Regions from separate parts of the Homo sapiens genome. Here region 1 is linked to region 2. Evidence: read pairs that join two places in POLR2A ChIA-PET (ENCODE). Cell type or tissue: OCI-LY7. All regions are shown on one strand. Each heading gives the region's core, and the rest is flanking DNA. Links, peaks and the distances in the headings are about the cores only. Region 1 overlaps ARID1A (AT-rich interaction domain 1A). Region 2 has its middle 67 kb from the start of ARID1A.

Region 1 (5,377 bases), core at 137-5,136, 80 kb before region 2:
AATTGCTTGAACCCAGGAGGCGGAGGTTGCAATGAGCTGAGATTGCACCACTGCACTCCAGCCTGGGTGACAAAGCGAGACTCTGTCTCAAAAAAAAAAAAGAGCAAGAGACATAAGAGGCTAAGAGGGCATTAATTGGGGTGGTAGACCGGCAAGAAGACAGAAGACAGTTGCCTACATGCCAGGAAAATGACTGTCACCAAGAACCCGATCTGCCAGCATTTTGATCTTGGACTTCTCACCCTCCAGGACTTCAAGTAGTAAATGTTTGTTGTTTAAGCCACCTCGTCTATGGTATTTTGTGACAGCAGTCCAAGCAAACTAACACACTCCCCTAGCCTCAAGCATTTTAACCTTTTCTCCATTCATTAATACTTTTTTCATAGGAGGGCACATAGACATAAAACATCAATCTATGGTATAATTTAGAAGCAGCCCCTCAGGTAATCTGGATATACTCTGCAGCCCAGTTGAGTGTAAATGTATAAATCTAGTAGTTCTCAAACTTCAGTGTTCATCAGAATGGCCTAGAGGACTTGTTAGAACATATTGACAGAGTTTTGGATTCGATAGGACTGGCCAAGGGTCTGTGCTTCTTAACAGGACCTAGTAATGCTGATGCTGGTGGCTAGGGACCACACTGAGAACCACTGCACTAATCCACTTCTCAAGCTGGAACAACAAGTGGTGTGTGTGTGTGTGTGTGTGTGTGTGTGTGTGTATGTATTATTTTATTTTTTGAGATGGCATCTCGCTCTGTCGCCCAGGCTGGAGTGCAATGGTGTGATCTCGGCTCACTGCAACCTCTGCCTCCCAGGTTCAAGCGTGATCTCGGCTCACTGCAACCTCTGCCTCCCAGGTTCAAGCGATTCTCCTGCCTCAACCTCCCAAGTAGCTGGGACTACAGGCATCCGCCACCACGCCTAGCTAATTTTTGTACTTTTAATAGAGACGGGGTTTCACCATGTTGGCCAGGATGGTCTCGATCTCTTGACCTTGTGATCCACCCGCCTTGGCCTCCCAAAGTGCTGGGATGGCAGGCATGAGCCACCGCACCCGGCCTGTGTGTTTTAATGCACTGATAGGCCGGGTGCGGTGGCTCACATCTGTCATCCCAGCACTTTGGGAGGCCCAGGTGGGTGGATTACCTGAGGTCAGGAGTTCCAGACCAGCCTGGCCAACGTGGTGAAACCCCGTCTCTACTAAAAATACAAAAATTAGCCAGGCGTGGTGGCACACGCCTGTAATCCCAGCTACTCGGGAGGCTGAGGCAGGAGAATTGCTTGAGCCCAGGAGGCGGAGGTTGCAGTGAGCTAGATCATGCCACTGCACTTCAGCCTGGCCGACAGAGCGAGATTCTGTCTCCAAAAAAAAAAAAAAGTAAGCAAGCTAGCCCTGATAGCTGGCATAGTGACATGTGCTTGTAGCTCAGCTACTTGGGAGGCTGAGGAAGGAAGATTGCTTGAGGTCAGGAGTTTGAGAGTGGGCTATGATTGTGCCTGTGGATAGCCACTGCACTCCAGCCTGGGAAACAGAGAAAGACCCTGTCTCTAAACAAATTTTAGTTTAAAAAAAAAAAAAAAAAAAAAGCATTACAGTAACTCAGATGTAGCTAAAAACTAGGGAAAATTTTGAATTCGGTAAAGACCAATACTAGCTTTAACCACTCAATTCTATCTCTCCTGAATTGAGAAGCAGGGCCAGTGGGAACCTGGGGTCCTGGGTCGGGGGTGCTGTTGAGAACTTCCATGGTAGTGCTGCAATCTTCCTACATCACCCTTCTGGCCTCCTGGCTGGAGCAGGGTGGTAGCATTCCAGGGGTGCTGGGTGCAGGGGAGGAGAATGTGAGGTAGATTGGTGGATGCACAGGAGGAAGGTGGGAATAGTGGTATCAACTCTCCTGGAGGCTTGCTTCTGAAAAGGACGGCTGGAGAGTGGGAGAGATAGTTGTGGGATTGACCAATCAGGAGTCATGTTAGAATTGTATTTGATAAACGAATAGTACTTTCACATATCTAATATTTACCATAGCTTCAAGGTAGATATTTTTCCTCATTATATAGTTGAGAATACAGATTCAGAGAAGTGACTTACCTAAAGTCATACTGCCCTAAGAGAACTTTAAACCTAGGTTTTAGAGATGACTCTGCTATGAAACTTTGTATGTGGCACTCAACTTTATGTGTTCATTTCCCCCAAGTGGCAAATTAAGACAATAATCCGCTGGGCGCGGTGGCTCACACCTGTAATCCCAGCACTTTGGGAGGCCGAAGCGGGCGGATCACGAGATCAGCAGACCGAGACCATCCTGGCTAACATGGTGAAGCCCCATCTCTACTAAAAATACAAAAAAATTAGCCGGGCGTGGTGGCGGGCACCTGTAGTCCCAGCTACTCGGGAGGCTGAGGCAGGAGAATGGCGTGAACCCAGGAGACGGAGCTTGCAGTGGGCCAAGATCGCGCCACTGCACTCCAGCCTGGGCGACAGAGCAAAGACTCCATCTCAAAAGAAAAAAAAAGACAATAATCCCTGCCTCTTCAGCAAGTGCTCCAAGTTTCTGGAAAAGTAATATCACTCTGCATATACTTTCATAATTCAAGTCACTTTCACTCAGATCAAAGTGAAAGACTCTGGCTGGGTGCGGTGGCTCGCACCTGTAATCCCAGCACTTTGGGAGGCCGAGGCAGGTGGATCACAAGGTCAGGAGTTCAGGACCAGCCTGACCAACACAGTGAAACCCCATCTCTACTAAAAATACAAAAAATTACCTGGGCGTGGTGGTGGGCACCTGTAATCCCAGCTACTCAGGAGGCTGAGGCAGAAGAATCACTTGAACCCAGGAGGCAGAGGTTACAGTGAGCCGAGATCACGCCACTGCAATCCAGCCTGGGCGACAGTGCAAGACTCCGTCTCAAAAAAAAAAAAAAAAAAAAAAAAAAAAAAAAAAAAGTGAAGGACTGTATCTTAAAGGCTGAATCTCACTCTCAACCCCAAAAGATCCCTCTTGAGAAAGAGAGGACCGGGGACCAGAGGACCAGATGCTGCCAGTTCTCACCAATGGAATCACAAGGCAGCTATAAACCAAGTGCCATGGCCATTCATCGGAAATCCAAAACAACAAAACCCTAAGTGGAAGGGATGGAAGGGAATGACAGGACAGAGCTCTAGGCACGATGTCAAATTGTTAACTAATGGCTTTTCAGTCTTTCACCCCATTTAAGAGTTTCAGGCTATTGTAAAAATAATGTCCTAAACAATCTTGGTGCCTGAGTAATTTATTTTGGAGAAGCAAAGTTAGTATTTTAGATTGTAATACCTTTGAAGAGTCAGACAAACCTTGTCTACCTTGTCAGACAAACCCAACTCTACCTTTTACCAGCTATTTTCCCTAGGGCAAATTTCTTATCTTACTCTATTTCCTCATTTGTAAAAGAGGAAGATTAATAATAGAACCCACCTCCTATACAGTTTTGAAGATTAAATTAGGAAATTCATCAAGAGGACTAAGCATAATGCTTAGCACATAATAAGTACTCAAATGCATGGTGGCCATCATTTGAAAGTCAGGATCCTTGCCAGGCACAGTGGCTCACGCCTGTAATCCCAGCACTTTGGGAGGTCAAAGCCGGCGGATCACCTGAGGTCAGGAGTTCGAGACTAGCCTAGCCAACATGGTGAAACCCCATCTCTACTAAAAATACAAACATTAGGCCGGGCGTGGTGGCTTATGCCTGTAATCCCAGCACTTTGGGAGGCCGAGACGGGTAGATCACGAGCTCAGGAGTTTCAGACCAGCCTGGCCAGCATGATGAAACCCCATCTCTACTAAAAATACAAAAATTAGCAGGGCGTGGTGGAAGGCGCCTGTAGTCCCAGCTACTCGGGAGGCTGTGGCAGGAGAATCACTTGAACCTGGGAGACGGAGGTTGCAGTGAGCCGAGATCACACCACTGGACTCCAGCCTGGGCGATAGAACAAGACTCCATCTCAAAAAAAAAAAAAAAAAAAAAAAAAATTAGCCAGCCGCGGTGGCGCATGCCTGTAGTCCCAGCTACTCAGGAGACTGAGGCAGGAGAACCCCTTGAACCCAGGAGGCGGAGACTGCAGTGAGCTGAAATTGCCCCACTGCACTGCACTCCAGCCTGGGTGACAGAGCAAGACTCCGTCTAAAAAAAAAAAAAAGTCAGGATCCTGGTGAGGATCTGTGACCCAAGAACAGATAAACTACCTACAGAATTGTTCCCCAAAAGCTTTGTAATATGGTTCTCTTTAGAAGCCTAAATTCCTAAACAAGCACAATGTTAGAAATCTGGAGACTAAAAGCCGGTTATCCAAACCTAAATTACCAAGAGTTTCACATAACGCTAGATCAACCTGTGAACTCCAACACCTTAGGACCAGAACAGAATGTTGTCCAAAGGGCAAGAGAAAAAGACATACATATTTGCCAAAGAGACACAGTAATAAACCAATTCCCAGCATTTCTGCCCTGTTCTCTAAGGACAACAGAAAGCAACAATGTCTACCCCAGACAGGAGAAATCACTGGGCAAGAAGAGCCCAAAGATATATCTGTTTCTTCCAAAAGGAAGCATCCAACACTATGTGGCCTTTAATCCCTCTACCACGTGGCTGAATTTGCACTTTTCTTAAAGTCAAAGTACACGGCAGTTGAGAGTAAACAGCTGGGCCCAAAGGCACTCATGCCCGGCAAGCACGTTGTGACCTCAAAGAAAACATGAGCAAAATAAAAACACCAAGCACACACCAAATGGGCTTTTAATTGACTGATATCACAACAACCCCCAAGCACCCCTGGTGCTAGATCTTAAGGGGAAAAGAAGGGTTCCTTTTAACAGAGATGCCTATAAACAAGCAAGCTGAAAACGAACAAGTTTAAGAGAGAAAAGCATACAAAAATCTTGGCTGCTAGTGATGAGCCATGGAAAATCATGAATCTGCCAGTGCCAAGGGAGGAGGAAGTCTAATATCTAACTTTGCAGACTTGGGAACATAAAAGCAACAAAGCCATAAGGAAGCCCAAATGCAAAAGAGAGAAAAAAAGGCACATGGCACATTTCCTCTTCATATGGGTAGCAATTCAAGCAGCGCTTTGGGCCTGCAGAGCACTTAGCTCAGTACCCAAAGCCCCTTAGTATTTATATCAACATAACTTCCTGGAGGGTGACAAAAATCTGTCCTGGATTACTGGGTGATTTCTAATATGTACCATGACCAACACTAAGTCAACATTTTAGGGATCAAATTTCCTACTCTGCAGCATGTTGGAATGCATTCTTGGCATTAGACTTCTTCCCATTCCAGTCCACCCTTAGAAAATGCAGAAGCCACTGGGAAATAGACTCAACCTGTCCCAA
Region 2 (5,377 bases), core at 77-5,076:
TACTAAAAATACAAAAATTAGCCAGGCATGGTGGCGCATGCCTGTAGTCCCAGCTAGTCGGGAGGCTGAGGCAGGAGAATTGCTTGAATGAGGAAGGTGGAGGTTGTCGTGAGCCAAGATCGCGCCACTGCACTGCAGCCTGGGCAACAGAGTGAGCCTCTGTCTCAAAAAGAAAGAAAGAAAGAAAGAAAATCATCGTTTTCCATTTCACGGAACCACAGGCAAAAGCCTCTCAATTTTGCAAGATGCCACCCAACTAGCTGCATGGGGGAACCAAATTAACCTTTCCCATTCCAACCAGAGCAAAATACGTGTCACAAAACATAGACATTAGCCATTCCCCTTAGTGGCCAATATTTAACTGGCAAAGCTCAAACTTGCCTCCGGTTGGGCCCTGTCATCTTTGATCCACTCAGTATGGGGTGGAATGACCTCCAACCAGGAATTTCAACATGTGGTCTCTGGGCAAGAAGGAAGAATAGACAGTTGCCCTGAGTACAGAAAAGACAGGAAAGGGAAAGGAGTCAGAGAGAAAGAGAAGCATTGCCTGCAGTGGGGTGGGGAAGGCTAGGAGCTAGGGAGGCCAGAGAAAGGCCCACCCATTGCAGCGACACTGAATCAAAAGCTCAGGTGGCTGCTTGTGAGTCAGGAAGGGATTTTTTTTTTTCCAGCAGTCCCATCAGCTCTCAAGTTTCTCCCTTTGGGGAGAAAAAAAGCTCCCCATATCCCGTGATTCTATACTTGCCTAATCCTGTCACCCACAGCCATCAGCAAAGATTGCAAGGCAGATTAATCCAAACAGAATGGTGGTTAACATCCCATAGTGCCAAATCCACTTTTAACCAAGAGGGACTTTACCGAGGGAGGCCTTGTTTTTTTATAAATTGAGACGAGGTCTCACTATGTTGCCCAGGCTGGTCTCAAACTCCTGAGCTCAAGTGATTCTCCTGCCTCAACCTCCTAAAGTGCTGGGATTACAGGTGTGAGCCACCGCACCCAGCCTAACCCCATAAATCTTAGGAAGGACTCTAACCTTCCTAAGTTGGGAGGCTGAGGTGGGAGGATCACCTGAGCCCAGGACGTCAAGGCTACAGTGAGCCATCATCACACTGCTACACTCTAGCCTAGGCAACAGGGTGAGACTGCATCATAAATAAATAAATAAATAAATAATCTAAGGTCCAGATAGAATGTGGGTGCTGAGAGGCTGGGCGAAGTGGCTCACACCTGTAATCCCAGCACTTTGGGAGGCCGAGACGGGTGGATCATGAGGTCAGGAGTTCAAGACCAGCCTGGCCAAAATGGTGAAACCCCATCTCTACTAAAAATACAAAAATTAGCCAGGTGTGGTGGCGGGCACCTGTAATCCCAGCTACTCAGGAGGCTGAGGCAGGAGAATTGCTTGAACCCAGGAGGTGGAGGTTGCAGTGAGCCAAGATCGTGCCATTACACTCCAGCCTGGGCCACAGAGCAAGACTCCGTCTCAAAAAAAAAAAAAAGAAAGAAAGAAAAAGAAAGAAAAGAAGGCTCCCAGGTGGTGAAAGCTAATGTAAGCCAAGATGGAAATTTGGAGGAATCTGAAGCCTAGCAAGAATCTCATAGCGATTGTCAGCATAGAAGAACAGCCAAGGTAGGGAAAGAAAACTGAGAAGTTGGAGAATAAAGAGCAGGTGACTCTTGAGCTGTCTTTAAGTGCTTCTACTAATGAAGTAAGAGAAGAGAAAATATGCCACTACTTCGTAATATCATTACTGATATTAGGTTGAACCATATGAAATTGTTGATATTCGATTGCTATGAAAATGACAATTTCATATGGTCTAACTTAATATTTTACATTATCTCATTTGGAGACAAGGAGTGCTCACACTGACGACAATTAGCAGTTAGCCGATTTATGTGGAAAATGATAGATTTGATTTCTTAATTTTTTGACAAAGCTGATATTACTCAGTTAACCACTAAAACTATTAAGTTCTATTATTGTGATTAGATTAAACCCTTTAAGAATGTAATTTTGATGCAACCATAAAAAAGAACATGATCCTGTCTTTTGCAGGAACATGGATGGAGGTGGAGGCTATTATCCTCAGCAAACGAATGCAGGAACAGAAAACCAGACCGCATATTCTCACTTATAAGTGGGAGCTAAATGATGAGAACTTATGAACACAAAGAAGGAAACAAGAGATACTGGGGTCTATTTGAGGGTGGAGGGTGGGAGGAGGGAGAAGAGCAGAAAAGATAACTATTGGGTACTGGGTTTAAGCAGAAAAGATAACTATTGGGTACTGGTTTCATCCTGGGTGATGAAATAATCTCTACAACAAACCCCCATGACATGAGTTTACCGATGTAACTGATATTTACATGTATCCCCAAATCTAAAATAAAAGTTTAAAAAAAGAATATAATTCTGAGATGCTATATTCTCCTTTTTTTCAGTATATTATGCCTTAGTTGTCTACCAATTAAGGAAACTGAGTCATAGAATCACAGAAATGAAAACCATGCAATTATCTTTTTATTTTATTTTATTTATTTTTTGAAATGGAGTCTCTCTGTGTCGCCCAGGCTGGAATGCAGTGGCACGATCTCGGCTCACTGAAACCTCTGCCTCCCAGGTTCAAGCAATTCTCCTGCCTCAGCCTCCCAGGTAGCTGGGACTACAGGTGCACACCACCACGCCCAGCTAATTTTTGTAATTTTAGTAGAGATGGAGTTTCACCATGTTGGCCAGGCTGGTCTCGAACGCCTGACCTCAAGTGATCCACCTGCCTCAGCCTTCCAAAGTGCTGGTATTACAGACATGAGCCACTGCACCAGGCCAATTATCTTTAGAGTAGATAATATTTATGAGACCTTGAAATGCAGTGGCTTACAGAAAGAAATTTAAACAATAATACATCATTATATGGGAGAGGGAGTACAAATAATACCATATAAAAGAAACAAACCATATGCAGGAAAAGGCTGGCAATAAGAAAGACATTGAGCCTACAAAAGGTAAAGGATATTCCAAACTCCACAGCTCAAAAACTTCAAACTGATCTTTGCCTAATCACGAAGGAACTGAAAGAAGCATTTAGTTACGTTACTCTGGTTCCCTAATAAAAGGAACTAGCTCTAAGGAACTAAAAAACTAAAAAAGAGAAGTAAAAAGGGGTGGCTCAACCTTTGCCATCCAAAAAAACACCAAAGGATTCAGTTGGTGTTGTAAAACGAGGACTGACTTCTGCAGATCTGGGTTTTGGCCCTAACTCTGCCACTAAATTGTTGTGTGACCTTCAGCAAATCTTCATCTTTCAAAATCTGAATTTTCACCTCTTCAAAATGAAGATGTGGAACAAATGATCTAAAACAATATAATTTCCAACTTAGAGAAAAATTTCAAGAACAGTACAAGAAACTCCCAGAAGTCCTTTATCCAAATTCATAAATTAATTACATTTTGCTCCATTTGCTTTATTATTCTCTCTTTACATACATAGTTATAAATATATGCACATTTTTTCCTGAAATATTTGAGATATATTCGAGACTCATTACCCCTGAGTGTATTTCTTAATAACAAGGTCGGCCGGGCGCGGTGGCTCAAGCCTGTAATCCCAGCACTTTGGGAGGCCGAGGCAGGTGGATCACGAGGTCAGGAGATCGAGACCATCCTGGCTAACACGGTGAAACCCCATCTCTACTAAAAATACAAAAAAATTAGCCAGGCGTGGTGGCGGGCGCCTATAGTCCCAGCTACTCGGGAGGCTGAGGCAGGAGAATGGCGTGAACCTGGGAGGCAGAGCTTGCAGTGAGCTGAGATCGCGCCACTGCACTCCAGCCTGGGTGACAGAGCGAGACTCCGTCTCAAAAAAAAAAACAAAAAAAAAAACAAACAAGGTCATTGTCTTATGTTACCACAGTATAGATATAAAAATCAGGACATTTAACATTGATGTAATACTATCAACTAATTCATAGTCCATATTACATTTCGTTAGTTGTCCTAAAAATATTATTATTTTGATAGAGACAGAGCCTTGTTCTGTTGCCCAGCTGGAATGCAATGGCTGAATCATAGTTCACTGCAACTTCAAACTCCTGGGCTCAAGCAATCCTCTTGCCTGCCAAGTAGCTAGGCCTACAGGCATGTGCCACCACATCAGGCTAATTTATAAATTTTTGTTGTAGAGAGTAGGTCTCACTATATTGCCTAGGCTGGTCTCCAATTCCTGGCCTTGAGAGAGAGCCTCCTGCCTCAGCCTCCCAAAGTGCTGGGGTTATAGGCATGAGCCCTAAAAATATGATATAAGACTATTTTTTTCCTGGTCTGGAATCAAATCCAAGATCACATACTGCCTTTAGCTGTCATGTCTCTTTTGTCTACCTTAATCTGTACTAGTTCCTCAGTCTTTTCTTTCTGTTTTCTGACCTCGACATTTGTGAACAGTACAGGCCAGTTATTCTATAAAAGGCCCTCAGTTTGGGTTGGTCTGAGATTTTCTCGTGATTAGATTCAGCTTGTGCATTTTGGGCAGGGTTACCATTGAAGCAATGTTGTGTCCTCAGTGCTTCTTATTAGGAGGCCCATGGAAGTCAGTTGGTCCTAATATCAGTGATATTAGGTTTCATGACTTGGTTAAAGCAGTGGTAATGAGGTTCCTCCACTATTTTCCCTTGTAACTATTAAGTAACTTATGGACAGATACTTTCCTATGTAAATAACCCTCTCCTTATCAAACTGCCACCCACTAGTTTTAGCATCCACGAATAAGTTTCTTACTCCATCATTCTATCTATATTTACTAGTTATCATCCTATTGTAAGGAAAACCTTGCCCTTTCCCTACATTTATATTATTATTCACCTAGAGGCTGATGATAAAGGAAATGTCTGAATTCCATTATGATAAAGCTGACAATTGCTATCAATTTTTCTATAGGTGTTGGTCTACAATGTGATTTTCCCTCAAGAAATTAAATAGTGCCACTGCTCTCCAGTTCAGTAATACATGAACCACAGCATTTTGACTCTAATGTACATGGGCCATTGTTGTAGGTTATGAATATCAATACAGTAATATACAAAGGTTCTTAAAATTAACCTTGGATTTAATAAGAGGTAACACATTTTCACATATAATTTTTTCATTTTACTTAAGAAAGACAATGTTCTTGGGGTTCTTCCGATTAAAGTTCTGAATTTAAATATTAGAAATAAAATAGGACTGAAAACCCAGTTACATTATCTTATAGCACCAACCCCATAAGAGGTATCAGTTTGCAGACCAGGATGTAACAATGAGGTTGAAGTTGCAGTGAACTCTGGACACAGAGGCAGAAGCTTGGCAGAAATATTTTAAAGGAGCCAAAAGAAACTAAAGCTC

Evidence for each region. ChIA-PET counts read pairs that join two places held together with the same protein. Peaks named below come from ENCODE experiments on the same cell type or tissue, not always from the same donor. Only the 100,000 strongest peaks of a DNase experiment are listed, where the experiment ranks them.
Region 1: POLR2A ChIA-PET joins it to region 2 with 10 read pairs; 34 of 35 experiments call an interaction of 5 or more read pairs at or near these places.

What each region holds. Positions count from the first base shown.
Region 1 is chr1:26,705,839-26,711,215 of GRCh38, reverse strand. All of the region lies in intron 1 of ARID1A (AT-rich interaction domain 1A), which reads right to left. Among named protein-coding and RNA genes, the nearest start is that of ARID1A, 13 kb to the right of the region's middle. RefSeq lists an enhancer at 3,301-3,800. In OCI-LY7, for the core only: no CTCF peak of the experiment used is centred there; DNase peaks (open chromatin) are centred at 4,675 and 5,095; H3K4me3 peaks cover 703 bases; H3K27ac peaks cover 799 bases.
Region 2 is chr1:26,625,910-26,631,286 of GRCh38, reverse strand. No RefSeq gene overlaps it. Among named protein-coding and RNA genes, the nearest start is that of ARID1A, 67 kb to the left of the region's middle. In OCI-LY7, for the core only: no CTCF peak of the experiment used is centred there; a DNase peak (open chromatin) is centred at 3,116; H3K27ac peaks cover 725 bases.